Regions from separate parts of the Homo sapiens genome. Here region 2 is linked to region 1. Evidence: read pairs that join two places in POLR2A ChIA-PET (ENCODE). Cell type or tissue: B cell. All regions are shown on one strand. Region 1 has its middle 23 kb from the start of TOB2. Region 2 overlaps XRCC6 (X-ray repair cross complementing 6).

Region 1 (5,000 bases):
GGAGTGAAGGGTGAAGCCAAGGGCACAGCAAGTGTAAGTGACTCTTTCAACAAACCACAGAGGTTTCCAGAAGGCAGAAACGTAAAACCCCTCGCAAAGTGCTGAGATTACAGGCTTGAGCCACCGCACCCCGCCTAAAACCACAATGAACATACCTATTAAAACAGCTAAAATGAAAGAGACTGTACACACCAAATGCTGGTGAAGATGTGCAGGAATTAGTAACTTTATATACTGCTGATGAGAATGTAAAATGGTACAACCATTTTGGAAAATAATGTGGAAGGGAAGTTTCTTCTTTTTTTTTTTTCTTCACAGAGTCTCGCTCTGTTGCCCAGGCTGGAGTGTAGTAGCTCGATATCGGCTCACTGCAACCTCTGCCTCTCGGGTTCAAGCAATTCTCCCTGTCTCAGCCTCCCAGGTAGCTGGGATTACAGGCGCCTGCCACCACATCACTTAATTTTTTTGTATTTTTAGTAGAGACGGGGTTTCGCCATGTTGGCTAGGCTAGTCTTGAACTCCTGACCTCAGGGGATCCACCTGCCTCGGCCTCCCAAAATGTTGGGGTTACAGGCGTGAGCCACCGCGCCCGGCCAGAAGGGAAGTTTCTTCTTTTTTTTTTGTTTTTGTTTTCTTTTTGAGATGGAGTCTTGCTCTGTTGCCCAGGTTGGAGTGCAGTGGCGCAATCTCGGCTCACTGCAAGCTCCGCCTCCCGGGTTCACGCCATTCTCCTGCCTCAGTGTCCCGAATAGCTGGGACTACAGGCACCCGCCACCACGCCCAGCTAATTTTTTATATTTTTAGTAGAGATGGGGTTTCACCGTTTAGCCAGGAAAGTCTCGATCTCCTGACCTTGTGATCCGCCCGCCTCGGCCTCACAAAGTGCTCGGATTACAGGCGTGAGCGACTGCGCCTGGCCGGGAAGTTTCTTAAAAAGTTAAACATACAGCCAGACATGGTGGCTCATGCCGGTGATCCCCGTACTTTGGGAGGCCAAGGTGGGAGGATTGTTTGAGCCCAAGGAGTTCAAGACCAGCCTGTGCAACACAGTGAGAAGACCTTGTCTCTACAAAAAATGGTCAAGCGTGGTGGCTTACACCTGTAATCCTACCACTTTGAGAGGCTGAGGTGGGAGGATCACTTAAGCCCAGGAGTTCAAGACCAGCCTGGGCAACATGGCAAGACCCCATCTCTACAAAAACTTAAAAAATTAGTGGGCTGGGCGTGGTGGCTCATGCCTGTAATCCCAGCACTTTGGGAGGCCAAGGCAGGCAGATCACTAGGTCAGGAGTTTGAGACCAGCCTGGCCAAAATGGTGAAACTTCATCTCTACTAAAAATACAAAAATTAGCCAAGCATGGTGGTGTGTGCCTGTAGTCCCAGCTACTTGGGAGGCTGAGGCAGGAGAATCGCTTGAGCCTGGGAGGCAGAGGTTGAAGTGAGCTGAGATTCCCCCATAGCACTACAGCCCAGGCAACATAACAAGACTCTGTCTCAAAAAAAAAAAAAAAAAAATTAGTGAGGTGTTATGGCTGGCACCTGTGGTCCCAGCTACTCAGGAGGCTGAGGTGAGAGGATTGCTTGAGACTGGGATGTTAAGGCTGCAGTGGGCCACTGAACTCCAGCCTGAATGACAGAGTGAGACCTGGGCTCAAAAAGAAGTTATACATTTACCATGTGATACAGCCATTCTATTCCTATCTCCTCACAAGAAAAGGAAATAGGCTGGGCACAGTGTCTCACGACTGTAATCCCAGTACTTTGGGAGGCTGAGGTGTGTGGATCATGAGGTCAAGAGATCGAGACCATCCTGGCCAACACGGTGAAACCCTATCTCCACTAAAAATACAAAAATTAGCTGGGCGTGATGGTACGCACCTGTAGTCCCAGCTACTCGGGAGGCTGAGGCAGGAGAATCACTTGAACCCCGGTGGCGGAGGTTACAGTGAGCCGCTATCGTGCCACTGCACTCCAGCCTGGCGACAGAGTGAGACTCCATCTCAAAAAAAAAAAAAAAATTAGCCGGACGTAGGAGTACACGCCTGGAGTCCCAGCCACTCAGGAGGCTGAGGCAGGAGAATTGCTTGAACCAAGGAGGTGGAGGTTGCAGTGAGCAGAGAACTTGCTACTGTATTACCGCCTGAGCGACAGAGCGAGATGCAAGACTCCGTCTCAAAAAACAAAAAAAGGAAAAAGAAATAAGGCCTAGTGAGGTGGCTCACGCCTATAATCTCAACACTTTGGGAGGCCAAGGTGGGCCAATCACCTGAGGTCAGGAGTTCAAGACCAGCCTGGCCAACATGGTGAAATCCCATCTCTACTAAAAATACAAAAATTAGCCGGGCGTGGTGGCTGGCGCCTGTAATCCCAGCTACTTGGGAGGCTGAGGCAGGAGAATCACTTGAACCCAGGAGGCAGAGATTGCAGTGAGCCGAGATAGCACCACTGCACTCTAGCCTGAGCAATGAGAGCGAGACTCCGTCTCAAAAAAAAAAAAAAAGGGGGAAGGAAATAAACGTTATGTCCTTATAAAGACTTGCATGCAAGGCCAAGTGCATGCAAGTCTTTGTGAGGTGCAGTGGCTCATGCCTATAATCCCAAGTATTTGGCAGGCCAAGGTGGGAGGATCACTTGGGTCCAGGAGTTTGAGACCAGCCTGGGCAACATAGCAAGATCCTATCTCTACAGAATTTTCTTTTTTTTTGAGATGTAATTTTGCTCTGTCGCCCAGGCTGGAGTGCAATGGTGCCATCTTGGCTTACTGCAATCTCTGTCGCCCAGGTTCAAGTGATTCTCTTGCCTCAGCCTCCCAAATAGCTGAGATTACAGGCACACACCACCAAGCCCAGCTAAACCACAAAAACCTTTTTAAAAATTAAGCCAGGTATGGTGCCTACCTGTAGTCCCAGATACTTCAGAGGCTGAGCGGGGAGGATCACCTGAGCCCAGAAGATCGAGGGTGCAGTGAACCATGATCGTACCGCTGCACTCCACCCTGGGGAATCGAGTGAGTCCCTGTCTCAAAGAAAAATAAAATACTTATATGCAAATGTTCATACCAGCGTTATTTGTTATGGCCCCAAACTGGAAACACCCAAATGTCCTTCAATGGGTGAATGGTTGAACCAATGGTGGCACATTTATACTATGGACTACTATTCGTGATGAAAATAAATGAACTACTGACACACACAACATGGCTGAATCTCAAAATAATAATGCTGAGTAAAAGCCACACCAATAAAAAATTTGTTTTTTAAGACGGAGTCTCACTCTGTTACCCAGGCTGGAATGCAGTGGCGTAATCTCAGCTCACTCACTGCAACCTCCACCTCCCAGGTTCAAGTGACTCTCCTGCCTCAGCTTCCTGAGTAGCTGTGACTACAGGCACACAACACCATGCATGGCTAATTTTTGTATTTTTAGTACAGATGGGGTTTCAACATGTTGGCCAGGCTGGTCTCGAACTCCTGACCTCAGGTGAACTGCCTGCCTTGGCCTCCCAAAGTGCTGGAATTACAGGTGTGTGTTACCATGCTCTGCCAAAAAAAAAATTTTTTTTTTGAGACGGTGTCTTGTTCTTGTTGCCCAGGCTGGAGTGCAATGGCTCAATCTCAGCTCACTGCAACCTCCGCCTCCCAGGTACAAGTGATTCTCCTGCCTCAACCTCCCAAGTAGCTCAGATTACAGGCATGTGCCACCATGCCTGGCTAATTTTTTTGTATTTAGTAGAGACTGGGTTTCACCATGTTAGTCAGGCTGGTTGTGAACTCCTGACTTCAGGTGATCCACCTGCCTCATCCTCCCAAAGTGCTGGGATTACAGGTGTGTGCCACCGCGCCTGGCCCAAAAAAAAAATTTTTTTTTTTTTTGAGATGGAGTCTCTCTCTGTCATCCAGGCTGGAGTGCAGTGGCGCTATCTTGGCTCACTGGAAGCTCTGCCTCCCGGGTTCATGCCATTCTCCTGCCTCAGCCTCCTGATTAGCTGGGACTACAGGCGCCCGCCACCATGCCCGGCTTATTTTTTGTATTTTTTAGTAGAGACGGAGTTTTACCGTGTTAGCCAGGATGGTCTTGATCTCCTGACCTCGTGATCCACCCTCCTCAGCCTCCTAAAGTGTTGGGATCACAGGTGTGAGCTACCATGCCTGGCTGAAAGCCACACCTTAAAAGAAAAATAAGTAGGTACTATCTGATTCCATTTATAGAAAATGCAAATTCACCTGTAGCGAAGGAAAGCAGATTAGTGGTTGCCTGGGGACACAAGGATGGCGGGGTCAAGCAGGAGGAATTTAAAAAGGGGAATATGTAATCCTAGCACTTTAGGAAGCCAAAGTGCTCAGGAGTTCAAGACCAGCCTGGGCAAGACAGTAAAACACCATTTCTACAAAAAATATAAAAATTAGGTGGGCGTGGTGGCACGTGCCTGTAGTCCCAGCTACTTGGGGGCTGAGGTGAAAGGATCACTTGCACCCGGGAGGTAAAGGCTGCAGTGAACTGAGATCAAGCCACTGCACTTCAGCCTGGGCAACAGAGTGAGACCCTGTCTCAAAAAATAATAATAAAATTTTTTTAAAATGGCAGGGAATAACGAAACTTGGAGGTGAGAGATATAGTCATTACCTTGATCGTAGTGATGCTTTCATGGGTATACAAAATTTATCAAATTATAATTTTATTTATTTTATTTTTGAGACTTTCACTCTTGTTGTCCAGGCTGGAGTGCAATGGTGTGATCTCGGCTCACTGCAACCTCCGCCTCCCAAGTTCAAGCAATTCTACTGCCTTAACCTCCCAAGCACCTGGGATTACAGACATGTGCCACCACACCCAACTAATTTTGTATTTTTAGAAGATTTTCAGGGTTTCACCATGTTGGTCAGGCTAGTCTTTTAACTCCTGACCTCAGTTGATCCGCCCATCTTAGTCTCCCAAAGTGCTGGCATTACAGCATGAGCCACCGCGCCCAGCCAATTTTATTTATTTTAAAATATTTAAGG
Region 2 (5,000 bases), 220 kb before region 1:
CTGTTGTGGAACACCTAGCAGTATTTAAAGAAAAGAACATGTTTAGACAAGTGTCTGTATAGTTCGAAGATATACAGGTTCACACCGTGGAGACAACACTGGTTTTGAGCAGAGCCACAAATAGAAATTTTGGTTCCTGGGGCAAGCACCTAATATACCTTCAGATCAACTTGGAAATGCATGATGTGACTCACAGATGAGTGTTGGTAACAGATGCATTACTAACAACATCAACCATTTGGTGGCTTCTTAGATGTGAAAATCAGTGTCTAAAGGCTGCTTGAAGGAGAGTTGACGATAAATGCAACCAATTACAAAACTGCACAATCTTCAAAAGTAACTATTTTTTTTTGTAGACAGGGTCTCACTCTATAGATTGCTACAGTAAGTTTAAATATTGTTAAAATGCCCAGACTACCCAAAGCAATCTACAGATTCAATGTAATCCCTATCAAAATACCAATGACATTCTTCACAGAAATAGACAAAACAATCCTAAAATGTATGTGGAACCACAAAATCATACCGGGAAATTCTCCAGCACATTGAGCTTGGCAAAGATTTCTTAAGTAATACTCCAGAAGCATAGGCAACCAAAGCAAAAACGGACAAATAGGATCACATCAAGTTAAAAAGCTTCTGCACAACAAAGGAAATGATCGACAAAGAGAAGAGAAAATATCTGGAAACTATCCATCTGACAAGGGATTAAGAACCAGAATATATAAGGAACCCAAACAACTCTACAGGAAAAAACTCTAACATAATCTGAGATATCATCTCACCTCAGTTAAAATGGTTGGAGGTTCCTGAAAATACTAAAAAGAAAACTACTGTATGATCCAGCAATCCCACTGCTAGGTATACACCCCAAAGAAAGGAAATCTGTATATCAGAGATATCTGCACTCCCATGTTTATTGCAGCCCTATTCACAACAGCCAAGATTTGGAAGCGACCTAAGTGTCCATCAAAAGAAGAATGGATAAAGAAAGTGTAGTACAATGGAGTACTATTCAGCCATAAAAAATGAGATCCTGAGGCAGGTGGATCACCTGAGGTCCAGAGTTCGAGACTAGCCTGGTCAACATGGTGAAACTGTGTCGCTACTAAAAATACAAAATTAGTCGGGCGTGGTGGTGCATGCCTGTAATCCTAGCTACTTGGGAGGCTGCAGGAGAACTGCTTGAATCCAGAAGGCAGAGGTTGCAGTGAGCCGAGATCGCGCCATTGCAGTCTAACCTGGGCAACAAGAGCAAGACTCAGGCTCAAAAAAAAAGGAGATCCTGTCATTGGTAACAACATAAATGTTGTTGCATTCACTATGCAATGTTGTTTCACTATGTTAAGTGAAATAAGCCAGGCACAGAAAGACAAACTTTGAATGTTCTTATTTCTGGGAGATAAAAAGTAAAGCAATTGAACTCATGGACACAGAAAAGGATGGTTACCAGAGGCTGTGAAGGGTAAGGGGGTAGTGATGGGGCAGTGGGGATGGTTAATGAGTACAAAAAATAGAAAGAATGAATAAGATCTAATACTTTAGAGCAGATCAGGGTGACTATAGTCAATAATAACAGTACATTTTAAAATAACTAAAGGAGTATAATCAGATTGCTTATAATACAAAGGATTAGTGCTTAAGGTGATAGATAACCCATCTATGCTGATGTAATTATTACGCATTGCATGCCTATACCAAAATATCTCATGGATCCTATAAGTATATACACCTACCATGTACCCACAAAAATTAAAAATTTTTTAAAAAGCGTAAGTTTAATATTTTTCTAGGCCTTAGCCCTAAGGCATTGTTAGTTCTCAATATCTCCAATTTATTATTATTTATATCAAGTATCCATCCTACAATGACTGTTCCACAAAATAAGAACAGCTAACATTTATAAATAATTACCACGGGCCAAGCACTATGCCTAGGTTATCTCATTTAATGCTCACGGCAATCCTATGTGAAAGTACAGTTTTTTAATTTTTTTAATAAAGAGAGACAGGGTCTCCCTGGGTTGCCCAGGCTGGTCTTGCTTCTGGACTCAAGCAATCCTCCTGCCTCGGCCTACTAACATGCTGGGATTACAGACGTGAGCCACTGCACCTACCCAAGGAGGTACCATTTTTTGCTCCCATTTTACTAAGGCTCAGAGAAGTCAGGTCGCATAGCAAAGGGACCAGGACTAGAATCCAAACAATCTGACAACAAGGCCTACATTTACCCACTATTCTATCCTCCCCATCCATCTCCACCAAAATGTGTAGTAGACTTCCAAACTGTAGTATAAACAACATCGCATCATTTCAAGACAGGTGAAGAGGTGACAAGATACTTGTCTGAGGAAAGAAAAATAGTTTCCAAGAGGAAAAGGAGAACAATGACAAAACTACAACTGTGGCAATGAGTGATTCAAGGTCTCCTCAAAAAAATTTCTTGGGTTTTCTGGTAGAATTGTCAGTAAACTCTTAAAAACTGCTTAAAAGTTACCAAAGGTCATGGACCCCTATACTGAGGAAACCACTCCAGAATGAAAGCTTGAGGAGGAACGTTTGAGGCCAGGAGTCTCAGACCAGCCTGGTTAACATACCAAGAGCCCCAAGTCTACAAAAAAAGCTACTTGGGGCAGGGTGTGGTGGCTCACGCCCTTAATCCCAGCACTTTGGGAGGCTGAGGCGGGTGGATCACAAGGTCAGGAGATCAAGACCATCCTAGCTAACACGGTGAAACCCCGTCTCTACTAAAAATACAAAAAAATCAGCTCGGCGTGGTGGCGGGTGCCTGTAGTCCCAGCTACTCGGGAGGCTGAGGCAGGAGAATGGCATGAACCCGGGAGGCGGAGCTTGTAGTGAGCTGAGATCACGCCACTGCACTCCAGCCTGGGCGACAGAGCAAGACTCTGTCTCAAAAAAAAGCTACTTGGGAGGCTGAGACAGGAAGACCACAGAAGACTGCCTGAGCCCAGGAGTTGTAGGCTGTGGTGCCATTGTACTCCAGCCTGGGCAAGAGTGAGACACCGTCTCTTAATAAATAAAAGGCTGTAGGTCTTTAGGAAGAAACAATGAGTAACCTTTAGGATTCTAATATCAAGGCTCTCTAAAAAAAACAGAATCTAGGCCGGACGCAGAGGCTCAAGCCTGTAATCCCAGCACTTTGGGAGGCCGAGGCGGGCGGATCACGAGGTCAGGAGATCGAGACCATCCTGGCTAACACGGTGAAACCGTCTCTACTAAAAATACAAAATTAGCCGGGTGTGGTGGCAGGCGCCTGTAGTCCCAGCTACTCAGGAGGCTGAGGCAGGAGAATGGCATGAACCCGGGAGGCGGAGCTTGCAGTGACCTGAGACCGCACCACTGCACTCCAGCCCGGCCAAAAGAGCAAGACTCCATCTCAAAAAAAAAAAAAGAGAGAGAATCTAGGCTACACATGGACACATGGTAGCTCACGCCTGTAATCCCAGCACATTGGGAGGCCTAAATGGGAGGATTTCTTGAGCCCAGGAGTTTGCAACCAGCCTGTGCAAAGCAGTGAGACCCCATCTCACAAAAAATAAAAATAAAAATAAAAAATAATCAGCAGAGCATGGTGGCACACGCCTGTGGTCCCAGTTACTCAGAACACTGATATGGGGCGATCACTGGAGCTCAGGAGGTCGAGGCTAAGGTGAGCTGTGATCATACTGCACTCTGGCCTGGGCAACAGGGTGAGACTTTGTCTCAAAAAAAAAAAAAAAAAAAAAAAAAGAAAAAGAATCTAGCAATCTGGTTCCCATTGGTCTCAGGTTTATAAGAAATCAGAATGACACAATTTTAACAATGATCATAACTAACATTTATGAGTTTTTGCTCCCTAACAGGCTCTGTTTTGTGCTCTTCACTAACTCTTCACAGTAACCTAATGAGGCAGGTATTGTTGTCACCAATTTACAGAGAAGAATAAAGCAAATAATGCACACTCATGCACCACTAACATTTTGGTCAACAATAGGGCGCACATACAATGATGGTCTGTTAAGATGATAATGAAGCTCAAAATTTCCTGTCACCTACTGACATCATAGCTGTCGTAAGTTTGTCGCACAAGGCATCACTCATGCATCTGTAGTGATGCTGTGTAAACAAACCTACTGTGCTGCCAGTTATATAAAAGTATGCAGTCATGTCCTAGGCCTTCACTTTCACTCACTACTCACTCAGAGCCACTTCTAGTCTTGTAAGTTCCATTCGTGGTAAGTGCCCTATGCAGGTATACCATTTATCTTTATACCATATTTCTTTTTTTTTTTTTTTTTTTTTTGAGGCGGAGTCTCACTTTGTCACCAGGCTGGAGTGCAGTGGCATGATCTTGGCTCACTGCCACCTCTGACTCCTGGGTTCAAGCGATTCTCAGCCTCCTGAGTAGCTGGGACTACAGGCGCGCGCCATCACGTCCAGCTAATTTTTGTATCTTTAGTAGAGAACAAGGTTTCACCATGTAGGCCAGGATGGTCTCAATCTCTTGAACTTGTGATCCACCCGCCTCGGCATCCCAAAGTGGTGGGATTACAAGGCGTGAGCCACCGTGTCTGGCCTATATCATATTTTTATTGTACCTTTTCTATACCTTTAGATACATTTAGATACACAAATACTTACCATTGCCTACAGTAAACAGTATGGTAATATGCTATACAGGTTTGTAGCCTAAGAGCAACAGGCTAACCACACAGCCCAGGTGTGTAGTCAAGCTGTACTCTCTGGGTGTGTGAAGTACCCTCTATGTTTGCACAATGACAAAATCGCCTAATGACGCAATTCTAAGAAGGTATCCCTATCATTAATTAACACATGACTGTACTAGTGAGTACAGCTAAGGATACTCTTAGACCATAACTGTCTACCCCCACGAAATGGAGGGCTGTGTTACTTTAGAGAAATATCATGCCAGCTCTTGCCAGAGATAAAGCAGCAAATAGCTTCTGCTATCCTGAAATAAACTATTTTAGAGGAAGACAG

The links. ChIA-PET counts read pairs that join two places held together with the same protein. Peaks named below come from ENCODE experiments on the same cell type or tissue, not always from the same donor. Only the 100,000 strongest peaks of a DNase experiment are listed, where the experiment ranks them.
Region 2: POLR2A ChIA-PET joins it to region 1 with 5 read pairs; 3 of 35 experiments call an interaction of 5 or more read pairs at or near these places.

What each region holds. Positions count from the first base shown.
Region 1 is chr22:41,420,995-41,425,994 of GRCh38, reverse strand. No RefSeq gene overlaps it. Among named protein-coding and RNA genes, the nearest start is that of TOB2, 23 kb to the left of the region's middle. In B cell, no CTCF peak of the experiment used is centred here; DNase peaks (open chromatin) are centred at 104, 2,565 and 3,054; H3K4me3 peaks cover 769 bases; H3K27ac peaks cover 1,713 bases.
Region 2 is chr22:41,638,079-41,643,078 of GRCh38, reverse strand. The region is part of intron 6 of XRCC6 (X-ray repair cross complementing 6); the gene reads right to left. Among named protein-coding and RNA genes, the nearest start is that of XRCC6, 19 kb to the right of the region's middle. In B cell, no CTCF peak of the experiment used is centred here; no DNase peak of the experiment used is centred here.